Linked DNA regions of Homo sapiens: region 2 is linked to region 1. Evidence: chromatin loops called from intact Hi-C (ENCODE). Cell type or tissue: uterus. All regions are shown on one strand. Links, peaks and the distances in the headings refer to the core of each region. The heading gives the core; the rest is flanking DNA. Region 1 has its middle 11 kb from the start of FANCD2. Region 2 overlaps PRRT3-AS1 (PRRT3 antisense RNA 1).

Region 1 (9,425 bases), core at 903-8,902:
ACTTAGGACTAGACACCTCGAGTGACCCTCACATTCCCCTTTCAAACAGATTTGGTAAGAATTTGATTAAAATTATCTAGCATTCTTTATATTTTTTTAGAGACAGCGTCTCACTCTGTCATCTAGGCTACAGTGCAGTGGTGCAATCATGGCTCACTGCAGCCTTAACCTCGTAGGCTCAAGTGATCCTCCTGAGTAGCACAAGTGTGTGCTACCATGCTTGGCTAGTTCTTTAATACTTTTGTAGAGACAAGGTCTCACTAGACCAGGCTGGTCTCAAACTCCTGGCCTCAAGCCATCCTCCTCGGCCTCCCAAAATGCTGGAATTATAGGCCTGAGCCAGTGCACCTAGCCAAAGTTGTCTAGCATTCAACCAGCTGCTCTTGAACCTGCCCCCGCTTCCCCATTTCCCCTACTTTTCAAATATCCAACCCCACGTTAATTGCTTTATGCTATTTCAGCCTTATGACCCTGGGTGGCAGGTGCAATCCCATTTTACCCATGAGGGAGCTGAAGCTCAAAACTAGAGCAGTTTGCTGAAGTTCACCCAGCTAATAAGACTGGATTAGGACTTAGGCCTGCCTGATTCAGGTTCAGTTCTCAGTACATGCTCATGCCAGGCATGGATGTCTTCATGTCCAGCACTCTGAACATGAGCTAGACTGCAGGTGACTTAGAAAGGCCTCAGAGTCTAGAACAGAGTGTCTCAAGGGCAGAGCCACATTATGGAGATTAATCTGGCTGGACCAAAGTAGTAGTAGAAAAATAGAAAGCCATATGAAATGAGCTGGGGTTTTGCATGAGAAAGTAGGGAGGTTCCGGGCATCTCAGTTAAGGTGGAATTGCAGGTCCTCGCCCTAATCCTGATCCCATCTGCAGCATCTGTTCCTATTTGCACATTGCTCTAGAATTGATGAAATGCTTTTAGTGCTACCACCTCAGTGGTATTCAAATGTTATTAATGAAGAAAACAAACATAATGAAACCAATCCCTTCCAGGCCAACATGGGAATAATGGGTTGTAGGGAGGTGTACACTTATGTTTTATTCTTACTTGTTTTTGAGACGCTCTGTTGCCCAGGCTGGAGCGCAGTGGTGCAATCTCAGCTCACTTCAACCTCTGTCTCCCGGGTTCAAGCGATTCTCATGCCTCAGCTTCCCAAGTAGCTGAGATTACAGCTGTGTGCCACCTCACCTGGCTAATTTATTTGTATTTTTTAGTAGAGACGGGGTTTCACCATGTTGGCCAGGCTGGTCTCAAACTCCTGACCTCAAGTGATCTGCCCGCCTCAGCCTCCTAAAGTGCTAGGATTACAGGCGTGAGCCACTGAGCCCAGCTTTGTTTTGTTGTTGTTGGTGATGGTGGTGGTTTTTTTGTTTGTTTGTTTTGTTTTGTTTTTTTGAGACAGAGTCTTGCTCTGTCACCCAGGCTGGAGTGCAGTGGCATCATCTCAGCTCACTGCAACCTCCGCCTCCTGGGTTCAAGCGATTCTCCTGCCTCAGGCTCTCAAGTAGCTGGAATTATAGGCGCCCACCAGCAGGCCTGACTAATTTTTGTGTTTTTAGTAGGGACAGGGTTTTACCATGTTGGCCACACTGGTCTCAAACTCCTGACCTCAGGTGACTCACCCACCACGGCCTCCCAAAGTGTTAGGATTACAGGCATGAGCCACTACGCCCAACCTACTTCGTGGTTTTGACTTGCGTGCCCTCTCATTCCACCCAGGGAAGCTCTCCACTGGGCCCTTTTCAGCATGCAAGCCACGGGCCACGTGCTGCTTCACCTCCTGTTACCTGCAGCAGCTCCTCGATGCCACAGAGGACGGGCATCCCCCCAAGGGCAAGGCCTCATCCCTCATCCCGACCTGTCTGAAGATACTGCAGTGAAAGCCCAAGCCCTAGCTTTCCCCAGTGAAGGACTAGACTAGGGGCCCCACGCTCAACTGGTAGTGGCCACAAGCCTGGCAGCTGTAGAGCCGCTAACCTCCCGACACCTCCCTCACCACACAGGACCCTGAGTGAGGAGGAGGGGCTGGAAACCTGGGATGGGTTGGCCAAAGGAGAACCTCAGGCTCCTGGCCTGGCCCAGCTCCTTCCTGCCCAAGGTAGCTTAGCCCATCCAGACTGGTCCTGAAGTCTGTCCCTCCATTGGCATGAAGTCTGCCCCTCAGCAGTCCGGCCTCACAGGCTGTACTTTCATGGTGCTCTCTACCTTCTGGCCCCCATCCCAGAACATTCGTGAGTGAATTCGCAAGCATACTAGCATGTGATATTAGGGAGTTTGCAATAAATTATTGATGCTGATGTATCTTTGCCTGTGTTCTTTGGGGTGGGGTTCTAGCTGGAAGGTTGGAGAGGGCTAAAGGAAGAGATGAATCTGTTGTCAAACTATTCTCCATAACATAAGATTACAAATAATAGTTTTTCTACCAAAGGGGGGAAAAAAAAAAAAAGCTGAGCACAGTGACACGTGCCTGCAGTCCCAGCTACTCAGCAGGCTGTGGTGGGAGCATCCCTTGAGACCAGGAGTTCAAGGCCAGCCCGGGGCACAATAGCAAGAGCCCAGGCTCTTTAAAAAACAAAATTGCAGGGGTGGGGGGAGGGGGGAGGGATAGCATTGGGAGATATACCTAGTGCTAGATGACGAGTTAGTGGGTGCAGCGCACCAGCATGTCACATGTATACATAGGTAACTAACCTGCACATTGTGCACATGTACCCTAAAACTTAAAGTATAAAAAAAAAAAAAAAAAAAAAATTTGCAGGCCGGGTGCAGTGGCTCACGCCTGTAATCCCAGCACTTTGGGAGGCCCAGGCGGGCGGATCACGAGGTTGGGAGATCGAGACCACAGTGAAACCCTGTCTCTACTAAAAATACAAAAAAAAAATTAGCCAGGCGTGGTGGCGGGTGCCTGTAGTCCCAGCTACTCGGAGAGGCTGAGGCAGGAGAATGGCGTGAACCCAGGAGGCGGAGCTTACAGTGAGGCGAGATCGCACTACTGCACTCCAGCCTGGGCGACAGAGCGAGACTCTGTCTCAAAAAAAAAAAAAAAATTGCATTTGATTTTGAAACTAAAGTCGGCTAAATTTGAGGCTTGAGCTGACCATGTAATTGATACCATAAGTAACAATTTCCTAATTAAATTCACCTATCAGAGGAGCTTCAATTGAGCAGGTGGGATTAAGTCACTCTTCTAATTTCTCAGTGTCCCGTTTTATAATAACCATTTAAGTGGTTAGGTGAAAAAGTACTACTCAAGCTGTAAGGCATTTCCCCGTCAATGCCCATCCTAACTTGCCAGACAGCTTATCTTTCATGTTCAGGACTTTCAACCTCGGGATTTCAAAGTGGGCTCATAGGTAGCCCCAAAGAGTAGGAGCTTCTCATCAGTGTGAGCTGGCATTTTCCAATATTGGACAACTCAAGACAAGCATGAAAGGCTGAATTTAGGCTGGGCGTGCTGGCTCATGCCTGTAATCCCAGCACTTTGGGAGGCCAAGGCAGGTGGATTACCTGAGGTCAGCAGCTGGAGACCAGCCTGGCCAACATGGCCAAACCCTCTCTCTACTAAAATACAAAAAATTAACCAGGCATGCTTGTAGGCATCTGTAATCCCAGCTATTTGGGAGGCTGAGGCAGGAGAATTGCTTAAACCTGGGAGGCATAGGTTGCAGTGAGCCAAGATCGTGCCATTGCACTCTAGCCTGGACGACAGAGTGAGACTCCGTCTCAAAAAAAAAACACAAACAAACAAAAAAAAAACGAAAAATAAAACAAAACCAATCGTTTTACAACTCTTACTATAAAGCCTATTTGGATGTAGTAAATACTAAGGCAAAGGTCTGTATTACCAAAGATGGTCTGGGAGCTATTTCTGGCAGCGGACCCAAACCCTGCAACCTGTGGGTGAAGCTGCTGAAGCTCACTGAAGAGGGCCTGCTATTCTGGGCTCTCCTTCTCTTGCAGTTGTGGCTGGAGGCTGGCCTGGTGTCAGGCTGGCTCCATGGGGTGGGCCGTCTGGCAGGGAGGCCTGATGTTTGTATTAGCACAGAATCTATCCCAGTCCACCCTTGCCGAAGCTGTGGCGGGGCCTACGTGCTCCTTCCGTAAAGTGCTCAGTAACAGAGTTGGAGTGGGGGTGGGAGGCTCGGTATTTGTCCCAAGCTTCCCTCCTCCTGGGATCCGGAGTTTCACAAGTGAATCTTGAGCAACTGCCCACGGTCTCTTGGCATTGAGCCCAGGGAAAACAACGTTCTTCCTTTTCTTCCAGGAGCTCGAGGCTAATGGAGTCAAAGCAGCTGTGGTCAGTGAACAGGAAAAGGCAGCCTTTGATGAGGCTGGGGGGCTGGGGAGGGAAGATTCCAAACAGCAAAGGAGCTTGAGCCTCAGTAGGGCCTGGCGATCCTAGTGGGAGAATGGCCTTTCCTGGAGACCCCCCCGCACAGCCAGGAGCAGCTGTCGTCAAGGTGGGCTGTGTCCCAGCCCCTCCAGCTCAGCCTTTTCATCTGTTCAGGCTGGTGCTCACGAGTGCACAGGACGCCTTTCAGAAGGAGGATTCTAAATCCCGGGGGTCTGTAATGGCACAGCCACATGTCTGAGCCCAAAACAAGAGAACCACATGTGTTTTTGCCACACTTCTTGCCAGTGCTGTCCATATTTGTGTACATAATTTTTTGTTTCTTTTCTTTGAGACAGAGTCTCACTCTTGTCACCCAGGCTGGAGTGCAGTGGCACGATCTCAGCTCACTGCAACCTCTGCCTGCTGGGTTCAAGCAATTCTTCTGCCTCAGCCTCCCAAGTAGCTGGGATTACAGGCACCCACCACCACGCCCAGGTAATTTTTATATTTTTCATAGAGATGGGGTTTCGCCATATTGGCCAGGCTGGTCTCAAACTCCTGACCTCAGGTGATCCACCTGCCTCAGCCTCCGAAAGTGCTGGGATTACAGGCGTGAGACACCACACCCGGCTCTTGTGCACGTAATTCTATTTTATTTGAGATGGAGTCTTGCTCTGTTGCCCAGGCTGGAGTGCAGTGGCATGATCTCGGCTCACTGCAACCTCCGCCTCTCAGGCTCAAGAGATTCTTGTGCCTCAGCCTTCCAGGTAGCTGGGACTGTGCACCACCATGCTGGGCTAATGTTTGTATTTTTAGTAGAGTTGGGGTTTCACTTAGCCAGGCTGGTCTCGAACTTCTGGCCTCAAAAGATCTGCCCGCCTCGGCTTCTCAAAGTGCCTTGGATTCCCAAAGTGCTGGGATTACAGGTGTGAACCATCATGCCTGGCCTGTGCACATCATTTCAATAACTGATATTTTGAAAACATTGTTTATTGACATAATTTATGTACAATAAAATGTATTATTTACAAGTATGTCTTTCAATAAGTTTTGGCAAATTTATACAGTTATGTAACCACCATTTCTGGCAAACCAGAAAGCTGCCATCTGTCCCTTTATAGTCATGTAAATAGACTTTTCTAAAATGTCATGTAAATAGAATGATATATCTTAAAAATTTTTATTTCTATTTTTGTAAATTAAAAAAAGTATTTAGAAAATTATGAATCATATAGTCTTTTATATCTGGCTTAGATTTTTAAACTGTGTGTGTGTGTGTGTATGTGTGTGTGAAGAAGAAATATATCAGCAAGGTAAAACATTTAAGCTGTTCCAAAGGGTAAACATAATTACTCATCTAACCCCATCTGATTCCTTCAGAAGCAAACACCATCTTGTTTTTGTGTGTACTTTCAGAAACACAGAAGGATGTAAATATGACTAAGAAATTGGCCGGGCGCGGTGGCTCACGCCTGTAATCCCAGCACTTTGGGAGGCCGAGGTGGGCAGATCACGAGGTCAGGAGATCGAGACCATCCTGGCTAACATGGTGAAACCCCATCTCTACTAAAAATACAAAAATTAGCCTGGCGTGGTGGTGGGCGCCTGTAGTCCCAGCTACTCGGGAGGCTGAGGCAGGAGAATGGTGTGAACTCGGGAGGCGGAGCTTGCAGTGAGCCAAGATTGTGCCACTGCACTCCAGCCTGGGCGACAGAGCGAGACTCTGCCTCAAAAAAAAAAAAAAAAAGAGACAGAATAAATAGTAAATAGTAAAATGCAAGAAGTGAGGCTTCACCACCCCACCTAGCTGATTTTTGTCTTCATCTGTGCAACTATGTTGGAGCAATCTTATTCCTCCTTTTCTTCGGTGGACACATGCAGCAAAATCTTAATAGAAGTGAAAGATGCGTCCTCCGGCAGCCCTGTGGCAGCCCCAGTTTCTTTTCTTTTCTTTTTTTTTTTTTTTTTTTTTGAGACGGAGTCTCACTCTGTCCCCCAGGCTGGAGTGCAGTGGCACAATCTCGGCTCACTGCAAACTCCACCTCCCAGGTTCACGCCACTCTCCTGCCTCAGCCTTCTGAGTAGCTGGGACTATAGGTGCCCGCCACCAAGCCTGGCTAATTTTTTGTATTTTTAGTAGAGATGGAGTTTCACCATGTTAGCCAGGATGGTCTCGATTTCCTGACCTCGTGATCCTCCCGCCTTGGCCTCCCAAAGTGCTGGGATTACAGGCATGAGCCACTGCGTCCGGCTGCGGCAGCCCCAGTTTCTTGTTGGCTAGGCTGATGTCACAGCCTCAGGCTGTCCAGCTTGGACAACACTGGCTTCCTGTGATGATTGTCGCTGGGCAAGGGACGTTTCTGGGTCTCTGCCACTGCTGCTGGTGGTGTGGGTGGAGGTAGAGGCCACAGCGTCACGCTGGGGGGCTTTGCCAAAACTGTCCGGCTTCCTCTGCAGGCTGGCAGGGGCACTGGCAGGAACAGTGGTCTTCTGCTGAATGCTGAATATGGGACAAGCTGGCTCGCTGTGAGCCTGCTTCAGTGGGAGAGAGAAGGTGGAAACTTCAGTGGATAGAGAAGGACAGGTGGGAACCCCAGGAGGAAGGGACCATGGTCTGATGGTGGACTGCTTCTTTTGTTTGTTCTAAAATGAGGTAGGTGGCCATAGGATAGTGAAACGCTTTTTCTTTGATTGGCACAGAGATGTTCTTGGCCTGGAATCCCATGGCCACCATGAGCTGGGTGGTATGTTGGCTCATGGCTCTTTGTATGTTGTCCGTGGCATCTCCTAACCACAGTTCACCCACCAGTCCCTCAAAACTTCTTTCAGTGGGGGCCACTCCCTGGGTTCTAGTGTTAGTAACTTTTGAATGAATCTTTCAAGTTGAAGGGAAAAAAAATGGTGAGGCGTGGTAGCTTCCTGTGAAAATTTGATTCTTGAGGTCCATCGTGTTCCCTGAATAGAAGGGTAGGGCCCCGGCCACCATATGGTAGAGTATGACGCCAAGGCCCCATATGTCCATGGCAGGGCACTGGTACCCCCAGCCCAGGAAGAGTTCTGAGCAGGAATGGTGGTCTTCTGCCTTCACTTCTCGCCGTCCTTGGGCAGTCAAAAATTAAAAGTGGGAACAGCTGGCTCCCTTTGAGCCCTCTTTGGTTCCACAAGGAAGGCAGACTTTGTCAGATGGGGAAGAACAGGTGGGACCCCCAGGAGGAAGGGCTGTGCTCCAATGATGGAGCGCTTCCTCCTCTGTACTTTTCTCTACCCCAGGATTAGGTACGTGGCCATGGGATAATCACATATGTATTTTTTGTTGGGGAGAATATTGATTCCGAGATGTGTGCTGCTTGGAATCCCATGGCCACCATTACCAGGGTTGTAGGGGGCATAGGTGTCCAGGGTCTCTGTATGGTGTCAGCAGTGTCTTCTGGCCAGCATTGACCCAGGGGTCCCACGTCAGCTGGTTTAGTGGGGGCCACTCCCTGGGGTCGAGGCTGAGGAATTGTTTTACTAGTGTTTCCAGTGGAAACGAAGAAATAGGTGGGCAGTCATACTGTCACATAGCCTGAGGCAGGAAGGGACCACGGGTGGGGCTGGATGTTTTTCAGCCTCCCTGGCAGAGATCACTGACAGAGTGGTCAGCTTGGCCAAGTTTCTGCGGTGGCTGGCAGAAGAGGGAGAGGGAGGCAGTCCCCAGAGCAGGAATGCCTTCCCTTGCAGGGGAAAAACCGGCCATCCTCCCCTCAGAGCCTCCTTCACTGCAGCCCGTGGGAAGTGAGTGACCTGGGGGATCCGTGCCCCAGGGGCTAACCTCTGGGCTCTGGCTTAGCCCCACCCCGGGGAAACATTCACAGCCCCTCCTGAAGAGAGCCTTGCTGCAGGAAGACTCTGGCGGCGGGTGTGGGGGGGTGGTGCCCAGCTGGGAGAGTTCTGGGCTGTTGGTGGCAGTACCCCAGGCTCCAAACTCTCTGGGCCTGGGGGCAATTCCCTTCCCTGAGTACAACAGATTCCCACCCCGCCCTGCCCTACTGCCCGCCCCGCAGGGAAGTGGCCCAGGAGAGGAGGCGTGGACAGGTATCCCAGTGACTCCAGTCGGAGTCAGCTTGGGTAGCATGGCCCGCGGAAGACAGACCGGGCGAACGGGGCGGGCCCCAGGCTACCGAGCTGCAGCTGACAGGCAGTCCGGCGGCGTCGGGTCTCCATGGATACGGGGGTGGGGCCAGGCGGCGGCGAGCGGCGGCGGGCGGGGCTTTTAACGGCCATCGGCCCCTCCCAGCCTGGACAAAGACACAGAGCGCGGCCTGGGAGGCGGAGCTCTGCGGGCGGCCGGGGCCGCCTCCTTCCAGGCGCTGCTGCCCCAACACAGGCGGGCACTCTCTGCGGGTCCCGCGGCTCCCGCGGCTTCCGGCCCACTCAGCGCCTCCAGAGGCCTCAGGTGAGGGTCACCCCCCGCAGCTTGGGGTCACTCCCCTGAGCCCCCGGATCTTCCCATGGGTCCTTTGGAGGCCTGGGTTTTGGAGTTTGTCCTTCGTTAAGTGCCGCCCGCCGGGCGCGGCTGCTCCAGGACCACAGGTGACCGAGTGCGGCCGCGTCCCCTGCGGGCCACCCATCAAGGGCATAGGGGAGAGGCTCCTCAAGGCGCAGTGACCAGCCCTGCCCCGGGCTGACCCTCAGGGTGGGGAGGGGGCACTAACTCGGGTCCTCTCCCCCTAAGGCTCCTTCCTCACCTGGGGTGAAGGGCTCCCAGTCCTAGCACCTCAGGGGCCTTCCTGTTTCATTCATGCCAACAAGTGAACATTGAGCATTTGCTGTGTGCAGGGACAGAGAAGACAGACACGCTGGCCACTGAGTGGGGGAGGGAGTCTAGTCTATCAGTGCAGAAAACTCCCCATAGAGGTGGGGGCTATGACGGAAACACCAGGAAAAGTGATGGTGGAAGATGGGGGTGACCTACTGCAGATGGGGTGCTCAGGGAGGGCTTCTCTGAGGAGGTGACATTAACTAGATTGACAAAAGGGATGATCAAGGCCTGTGAAAGTTTTTTTTTTTTTTTAGACGAGTCTCGCTCTGTTGCCCAGGATGGAG
Region 2 (9,425 bases), core at 691-8,690, 58 kb after region 1:
ACTTATCACCTGATACTACTTAGGACACCGCAAATGTCTACTTGCTGATCATGGAATAGAACAGGGGTGTCCAATCCTTTGGCCTCCCTGGGCCACACTGGAATAAGAATTGTCTTGGGCCACACATAAAATACACTAACACTGACGATAGCTGATAAGCTACAAAACAAACAAAAAACAATGTTTTAAGAAAGTTTATGAATTTGTGTTGGGCCCCATACCAAGCTGTCCTGGGCGGCATGCAGCCTACAGGCCAGACAAGCTTGGTATAGAAAGTACCGTACAAGGAAAGCTAAATATTGACAGTCAACTGCACAACACAACTCAGAAAAATACAATTTAGATTTGAGGTGAGTAGGTAAACCCGTGCTTAGGGACAAAAGTCAGCTCGATTCCTCTGTTTGGTCTGTAAGGTGTGTGATGGGTATGTGTGTATGTGAAAGAGGGTTACTAACTGGATTAGGAATATTGCAGTTGCAGGTGACAAGCTGAACTCAAGCAATTAAAAAGGAATGGAAATTGACTCAATAACTAAAATGTCTGGTGGTTGGCTTCAGGCACAGCTGGGTCCAGGGCCTCTCATGATATCATCAGGACTCAGTTGCTTTCTCAAGTCTGCTTCTTAGACAGTTAGTTTTCTTATAGAGGCACGAGATTAGTAATCCTAGTGAAAAGAAAGCACCCCTTTTTAAAAAATCTAGGAAAAGTTAGGGTTGCATCTTAACTCATCTGCCTTAAGTCAACTGCAAATTCCAGGAACTGCTTAGCTTCTCATAAACTATAAGAACTGAAGGTATAATAAGAGTGATTCCCCAAAGGAAAACTGGGATGCTGTTGCCTGAAGAAGTGGCATGGGTACCAGACAAAAAATATCTTATCTTACCTTTAATCATCCAAACCATCTGGAATGTTCCCAACAGGAGGTGCTGTCCCTGTCCTTGGAAGTAATTGCGGTCTGCAAACATTTGCAGGATTTCTACAGTGTGCTCAGGGCCATGCTAGATATTTTCAGATCTTTCTGTTCATTCAACCAATAGTGAATTGAGTGTTGCCAGGCACTGCATATGAACAAGACACAGTCACAGACCTTAAAAACTCAGACTGCTAGACCAACCTGGCTAACACGGTGAAACCCTCTCTCCACTAAAAAATACAAAAAAATTAGCCGGGCATGGTGGCGGGTGCCTGTAGGCCCAGCTACTTTGGAGGCTGAGGCAGGAGAATGGCGTGAACCCAGGAGGTGGAGCTTGCAGTGAGCCGAGATTGCGCCACTGCACTCCAGCCCGGGCGATAGAGTGAGACTCCATCTCAAAAAAAAAACAAAAACCAAAAAACCTCAGACTACTATAGTACATGCTGTGACAGGGACGATCCTAGGGAGGCCATGGGAACATCCTGCAGGTCATCCAGTCAACCCGAATGCTCAGGGAAGGCTTCCCAGCAGAAACATCTCAACTAAGATGTGAAAGATCATGAGGAACTTGCCAGAAAAAAATATACAGACTGTTCTAAACAGAGGTAACGGTGTGCACAAAGTCTCAGAAGCAAAGATGTTGGTGTTTTCATGGAACTGAAACAAGACCTGCATGACCCTGCAGTGTAGAGTATGAAAGGACTGATAAACATTTGGATTGTACACTTAAAACGGGTGAATGGGGTGGGGTGCGAATTATAGCTCACTAAAACTGCTTCAGAAGACAAGATGAGGAGGCAGCACTAGGGCCAGATGGCAGAGGAGCTTATAAGTCATCCCTCAGAGGCGGAACTTCATCCTGATGATGGCAGCAGGAAGCCTTTGTAGGGACTGGTGTGAAGGGATTTGCTGCTGGGCAAGGAATGGAATGGAGGGGCAGAAGTGGGTATGGAGAGCACTGGAGTGAGAGTGAGATGGTAATGCGGTCAGAGGAGAAGGCGCAGCATTGAAGTCATGTCCATGATTAGCTCCTGCTTTCTCACACTCACTGTGTTGCTTTGCAGAAGACAGTTTCCCTCTTTGGGCCTCAGTCTCCCCACCAGTCACAAGGCTACTTTGGAAAAGTCTGGCAGGTCCTCAAAAGTTTTAATGTAAAATTTCCATATGACTCAGCAGTTCCACTCCTAAATAGATATATACCCAAGAGAAGTGAAAACATACTGGCCGGGCATAATGGCTCATGCCGGTAATCCCAGCACTTTGGGAGGCCGAGGCAGGCGGATCACGAGGTCAGGAGTTCGAGACCAGCCTGACCAACATGGTGAAACCCCGTCTCTACTAAAAATACAAAAATTAGCTGGGCGTGATGGCGCGCCACTGTAATCCCAGCTACTCGGGAGGCTGAGGCAGGAGAATCGCTTGAACCTGGGAGGTGGAGGTTGCAGTGAGCCAGGATCATGCCATTGCACTCCAGTCTAGGCAACAGGGTGAGACTCCATCTCAAAAAAAAAAGAAAAGAAAACATATGTCCAGATCAGGTGCGTTGGCTCATGCCTGTAATTCCAGCACTTTAGGAGACCAAGGCAGGTGGATCGAGCCTCCTGTAGTCCCAGCTACTCAGGAGGCTGAGGCAGGAGAATTGCTTGAACATGAGAGCCAGAGGTTGCAGTGAGCTGAGATCGCACTACTGCACTCCAGCCTGGGCTACCGACTGGGCCACAAAGCGAGACTCTGTCTCAAAAAAAAAAAAAAAAAAAGAAAGAAGAAAAAGAAAACATGTCTACACAATTATGTATACATGAATATTCATAGTAGCCACAAGGTGGGAAACAACCCAAATGTCTATCAGCTAACAGATGGATAAATGAAATATGGTATAGCCATACAATGGCGTATTATTCAGCAGTAAAAAGAATAAAGTACTGACCAGGTGCAGTGGCTCACGCCCGTAATCCTTGCACTTTAGGAGGCTGAGGTGGGAGGATTGCTTGAGGCCAGGAGTTCAAGACTGGCCCGGCAACATAGCAAGACCCTGTCTCTACAAAAAATAAAGTTATCTGGGCATGGTGGCGTATGCCTGTAGTCCCAGCTACTCAGGAGCCTGAGGCAGGTGGGTGGTTGCTTGAGCCCAGAAGTTGAAGATTACAGTGAGCCATGACTGTGCCACTGCACTCCAGCCTGGGCAACAGATTGAGACCCTGTCTCTAAAACAGTAAAATAGGTTAGGCACAATGTCTCATGCCTGCATTCCAAGTACTTTGGGAGGGTGAGGCGGGAGGATCACTTGAGCCTGGGAGTTGGAGACCAGTTTAGGCAACATAGTGAGGCCTCACAAGAAAATGAAAAAAAAAATCAGCCAGGCATGGTGGCACATGCCTGTAGTCCCAGCTACCGAGGAGGATGAGGTGGAAGGATTGCTTGAGCCCAGGAGGTCAAGGCTGCAGTGAGCCATCATTGCACCACTGCACTCCAGCCTGGAAGACAGAGCGAGACCCTGTCTCAAAACGATAAATAAATAATAATAAAGTAATTATCACTATTTTACCAGAATTTTTTTTTTTTTTTGAGACAGAATCTTGCTCTGTCACCCAGGCTGGCGTGCAGTGGCACGATCTTGGCTCACTGCAACCTCTGCCTCCCGGGTTCAAGCGATTCTCGTGCCTCAGCCTCCCGAGTAGCTGGGATTATAGGCGTGCACCACTGCATCTGGCTAATTTTTGGATTTTTAGTAGAGACGGGGTTTCACCATGTTGGCCAGGCTGGTCTCGAACTCCTGACCTCAGGTGATTCACCTGACTTGGCCTCCCAAAGTGCTGGGACTACAGGCGTGAGCCACTGCCCCTGGCCCAGAATTTTTTAATGTATCTCCCAAAATCACTTTTTTGTGGGAGGGGAGGGAGCAGGGAAGTTGGATATTTTCAAAGTAAATCACAAGTATGTCATTTCACACATAAGTCGTAGGTATCATAACAGATATGGAATTTTTTACACATAACCCACAAGGCCATTATTTCACCCGATGCAAACATGCTTATACCTTAATATGTCCTAAGACTCAATCTGTGTTCATATTTCCCTAATTGTCTTAAAATGTCTTTTCCACAGTGGATTTATTTGACTGAGGCTCCCAACGAGGCCCCCACGTGGCATTTGGTTGCTATATCTCTTAAATCTCTTATGTAACAGTTTTCCCTCCCTCCCTTTTTTTTCAAGACATTCATCTGTCGAAGAAACCATGTTGTTTGTTGTCTCTGTAGAATTCTGTGAATCTCTGAAAATGTTATCTGAATGGGAAATTAAATCTTTCAATTGTTTTTCACTTTAAGGAAAGATTAAGGGGAATGAATTAGTGATAGATGCATGGAAAATTAAGCAAATGAAAAACCAAGCAGTACTTACTGCAGGAGAAACAATGTCTGGAGAGGGAATTATTATCCTCACAGCACACTTCTTGAATCAGCTTGAATACTTGTTTCACAGTTCTAGTATTGTAAATGCAGAATAATGATACCAAAAAACTACAGAAAAATATGGAAAGTAATAGAAGAACTACATTTTCATATTATCTTCATAGTAGTCAATAGATTAACCCCCAAAACTGAAAATAATTAACATTAGCCGCATAAATCTGATGTGAAAATAGGATAAATACCAGAAGAAATAACCAGAAGTACCAGAAAGACTTGACAATAATTACTTCCAGAAAGTGGGAATTGAGAGTGAAAGGGAATGGGGTAAGGATCTGCTGATTTTAAAGTGGCATCAGATTTCACACACAAAAAAAATAAATAACTCTTGGCCAGGTGTGGTGGCTCACGCCTGTAATCCCAGCACTTTGGGAGGCCAAGGCAGGCAGATCACTTGAGGTCAGGAGTTTGAGACCGGCCTGGCCAACATGGTGAAACCCCATCTCTGCCAAAAATACAAAAATCAGCCAGGCCTGGTGGTGCATTCCTGTAGTCCCAGCTACTCGGGTGGCTGAGGCAGGAAAACGGCTTGAACTCAGGAGGCGGAGGTTACAGTGAGCTGAGATTGTGCCACTGCCCTCCAGCCTGGGTGAAAGTGAGAGACTCTGTCTCAAAAAACAAACAAAAAACCTCTTTAAAAAGATCAGGTTTGTTTAGTTGGTGTTGGTGGAAGCTAAAATCTGAGAATGAGTAGGCTAAGACTCCAGGAGCCCTTCAGGCTGAATTTGGCCAGTTTGGTAAAAGAGTATAACTCCCCGTGCCCTCAGAGTTCAGGACAGTGGGCAGAGCACAGAGAAGGTTCACCAGCCTGCACTTTCTCCCACCTGTTCTCCCTTTTGTTTATTTTCTCATGCCTGCCAGAGCAACCAGCCAGAATGAAAATGCCAACCAACTGTCCTGGGCTTTGTCTAAGCAGGAGATTTCATCATTGCCAGCCCCATCTTCTTTGCCTTTTCTTTCTCACTCTTTCCTTGGGGAGTCACAACAACTTTCAGCTCTGTTGGTTTGAAGTCAACAGAGATCCAAACTGGAGGGCCTATTTTCATGGACTCAATTAACTCCTAACACAGTAGGGGCCGCCTGGAAGGCCTGGGGTTTCCCTCTCCCCCACTTTCCTCTCTCAGGTTCTTCCAGAGGGGCAGGAGGGTGTCATTACTATTAAGAGCACTGGTTCTGGCCAGGCGTGGTGACTCATGCCTGTAATCCTAGCACTTTGGGAGGGCGAGGCAGGCTGATCACTTGAGGCCAAGAGTTTGAGACCAGCCTGGCCAACATGGCGAAACCCTGCCTCTACTAAAAATACAAAAGCAAGATTCCATCTCAAAACAAAGAGCACTAGTTCTAAAGTCAGGCCTGTGGCTTGGCCCCTTAGTTGCTGCATGACCTTTAACAAGTTATTGAACTTCTCTGAGCTTCAGCTTGCCAGCTGTATAATGAAAAACATAAAACCTAGGGTTGTCATGAGGACTTAAAAAGAATAATGGTGTGTAGCATAGTTTTTGGCAGACCAAGTGCTTGGTGAACAGGAGATATTGACCATCCCTTGTATACTTGGAGTCACCTTCCATTTATCCCCGCCGTCCCAGAGTCTGCAGAAGGATGCTGGGAGCTCCATCTGGAGCTGAGATACTCCCCGTCCACACCTGCGCACCTCGTGTTCCCCGCTTACATTCACCTCCACCCCAGCCAGTCTCCTCTTTCCGCAGGATCAGCTTTCACCTTGGCCTCTAGCCAAAGGGATCCTAATCTCTCTTGCATTTGTTTGGAATCTCAGAATGCCTGCCGGTTGGTGGTTTAGAAACGCGATGGGATTGGGGCCCCTGGTTCCAAAGAGGGCAGCCAGCAAGCAGCCAGATGGCCCTGCATGGACTGGGAGGTCAGGCACTCACACACCTGCCCTTCTCAGGAGAAACTGAGGAAGGGAACCGGGCCAGCTCTGAGCCTGTGGAGGGAATCTCAACATCTCCAAAGGAGGCTCCCAGCGAGTTCACAAGGGGAAGTGAGAGGAAGGATCCAGACTCCTCAGCTTCTGTAGGGGGCCCTAGGACTGCATTCTGGCCAAGACTGCCCACATGGGAACAGACACAGGTCCCCCAAAGGAAGTTAGGATGCTGTCAGGAAGGGAAATGGTTATTGCAAAACCCTCCAAAATGTCAATCAGCTATATGTAGAATCAGGATCCAGTTAACTTCCTACAAGATTGTAACAACAGGCTGGATCTAACAAGATAAACAACAAACAAATGTAGAATCCTACATTAAGAGTCAATAAACCAGTGGTACATGAAGAGATGGGAAGACTTTACTACTAGATCAATTGGGTAACAAAGTAATGTGGCTGCTAGAAACATTAATTCAGTGTGAGGCCGTATGAATGGAGTAGAATCCTGGAAAGGAGAGGTGAAGGTTCAGCTTTACTCCCAACAAGGTTCATTTCCAAGAGTCCTACTTTCAGAGGGGCGTTGTTGAGCTGGTAAGAAGCAAACAGAGAAGAGATTCCACATGGTGAGAACCCAGAATCCTGTCCTGCAAGGAACAGCTGAAAAACTCGGAGTGTTTGTCCTGGAGAAAGAAGACTCTAGAGAAATGAGAGATGCCTTTACAATTCTGAAGTGGCTCCAACAAGGAAAACAGAGCTGGTCAGGTCATGTGTGAAACGGGCAAGGCCTGCACCCTCTCCCAGAGTCAAGCAGCTGAATGCAGGCCCCACCATTTACCAGCCATTAGGGATGGAATATTCTTCAAACTGCAACACGTCAGACACAACTGGGGCCTGAGTATTGCTTTTCTGTGAGAGCTAGAGGTAGGAAGCCATTGGGAGGGAGATGTCAGCTCAGCCCTAGGAAGAATTTTTTCTTTTTCTTTTTTAAGTGAAATTTGATTTTTTATTTGATACTGGGTCTCTTTCTGTCACCCAGGCTGGAGTGCGGTGGTGCGACCTTGGCTCACTGCAACCTCTGGCTCCTGGACTGAAGTGATCCTCCCACATAACCCTCCTGAGTATCTGGGACCCAGGTGCGCACCACCACACTTGGCTAATTTTTTTTTTTTTTTTTTGGTAGAGATGGGGTTTTGCCATGTTGCCCAGGCTGGTCTCGAACTCCTGGGTTCAAGCAGTCCTCCAGCCTTGGCCTCCCAAAGTGCTGGGAATATAGGCATGAGCCATTATACAGGCCAAATTTTCTTCTTCTTCTTCTTCTTCTTTTTTTTTTTTTTTTTTTTTTTTGTCAGTCTCGCTCTACTGCCCAGGCTGGAGTGCAGTGGTCATTGCACTCCAGTGACACAGCTTGTGGTCAATGGACAGAGTGGTCAATGCACTCCAGTGACACTCCAGTGGCCATAGCTTACTGCAATCTTGACCTCTTGGGCTCAAATGATTCTCTGGCCTCAGCCTCTGGAGTAGGTAGGACTACAGGCATGTACCACCACGCCCAGCTAGTTTTTTTGTTTTTTTGTTTGTTTTTTAATTTAAAAAAGTCTCACCATCTTGCCCATGCTGGTCTTGAACTCCTGGGCTCAAAATGATCCTCCTCTCTAGGCCTCCCAAAGTGCTGGGATTACAGGTGTGAGCTACTGCACCCAGCCCTATCTCATTTTTGATAACCACATATATTTCCTGTGTGGCTTTCCCTTAAGGAATTGAGCCTAATAATGGATGTTTAGTATATCAAGAGGTGTTCAAAGAAAGACCAAGAACATTTTGACAGTGTCTACCAGCCCCATATGCAGACCCATAGATTTTACTACCATGCCTCGGCTAGGCAATTATCTGGTAGGTGCACTAGTGTACGTGCACAGTGATGTGTTAAGCAAGGAATGGCCCCTGCTCCATTATCCCTGCGAGCAAAAGGCTAGAAACAACCTATGTCCAATTACAGGGGACAGGATAAAGAACAATAACTAGCTGACCATATGCTGGAATTCTCAACAGTGGATACAAGAAATGATATAGATCTATAGATATTTACATGAAAAATGTGCCAGAATATATTGGAAAGTGAAAAAGACAAATTACAGAAATGTGTACAGTGGCTGGGCACGGTGGCTGACGCCTGTAATCCCAACACTTTGGGGGTCCGAGGCGGGCTGATCACCTGAGGTCAGGAGTTCGAGACCACCCTGGCCAACATGGTGAAACCCTGTCTCCACTAAAAATATAAAAATTAGCCAGGCATGGTTACTAGGGAGGCTGAGGCAGGAGAACCACTTGAACCTGGGAGGCGGAGGTTGCAGTGAGCCGAGATCACGCCACTGCACTCCAGCCTGGGCGACAGAGCAAGACTGTCTCAAAAAAAAAAAAAAAAAGTATACAGTATGATGTCATTTCTATTTAAGATGTACATGTAACTGTACATTGAGAAGAATCTGAAGGATACATACCAAGCTGTAGGTAGGATTTACCTAAAAGGATGTAGGGATATAGAAAGGAAGTGAGCTCCCCGTCCCATGAGGTATGCAAGCAGAGGCTAGCTGCCCCGTTTTCAGGGATGCTGCAGAAGACATTTCCACATCCCTCAGAGATGACCTCGGTTCCACTCTGAGCCCTGACAATCCCTGAGCGAGGGGAAGTCAGGGTTGACAGAAGAGTCCACCCCTAAGGGGAAAGAGTTAAGCAGGGCTGCGCTCCTGTGGGCGGGCTCGCGATCGGCAGCGCCGGGCTCTGTTAGCCGAGTCTGAGCATCTCGGAGGATGCGGCGCGGCGATCGGCTGCAGGGACGCGCGCAAGGTGAACACGGGGGCTGCGGCGCGCAGGTGAGGAGCTGGCCCAGGGAGGGGGCGATGGCGGGACCCCGACGGGGAGCGTGGCCTGCTGCCCCCGTCGCGGGCGCAGGCGACCAGGCCTGCACGGCGCCCACCCCCATCCAGGACACTGCGGGAAGGCGCGGAGCCAGGGAGAGAGGAGACGGAGGAGGAGGAGGAGGAGGAGGAGAGGTAACCCGAGATGGACCAGCTCCGAGGCTGCCCCGCAACGGCCTCGCCCTGCCCCCAGGCCGGCCTCTCCCCAGTCCCTGCGGCAGAGAGATCCGCCACCCCCCACAGCCTCTC

Evidence for each region. Hi-C counts contacts between places; a loop is a spot of excess contacts. Peaks named below come from ENCODE experiments on the same cell type or tissue, not always from the same donor. Only the 100,000 strongest peaks of a DNase experiment are listed, where the experiment ranks them.
Region 2: a loop joins it to region 1, with 5 times the contacts of the local background. A loop is called at or near these places in 15 of 110 quality-filtered maps.

The regions. Positions count from the first base shown.
Region 1 is chr3:10,010,373-10,019,797 of GRCh38, reverse strand. It overlaps a transcript of EMC3 not described here, the pseudogene MARK2P2 and the pseudogene CIDECP1. Among named protein-coding and RNA genes, the nearest start is that of FANCD2, 11 kb to the left of the region's middle. RefSeq lists an enhancer at 8,126-8,651 and a silencer at 8,450-8,679. In uterus, for the core only: a CTCF peak has its summit at 8,796; DNase peaks (open chromatin) are centred at 1,836, 4,217, 6,736 and 8,547; H3K4me3 peaks cover 639 bases; H3K27ac peaks cover 3,103 bases.
Region 2 is chr3:9,952,028-9,961,452 of GRCh38, reverse strand. It overlaps PRRT3-AS1 (PRRT3 antisense RNA 1), which reads right to left. Exons shown (of 4, transcript NR_046734.1): 4 at 6,666-6,849. PRRT3 (proline rich transmembrane protein 3) reads left to right here and starts at 9,045. Exons shown (of 4, transcript NM_207351.5): 1 at 9,045-9,131. RefSeq lists a silencer at 9,007-9,425. In uterus, for the core only: no CTCF peak of the experiment used is centred there; no DNase peak of the experiment used is centred there.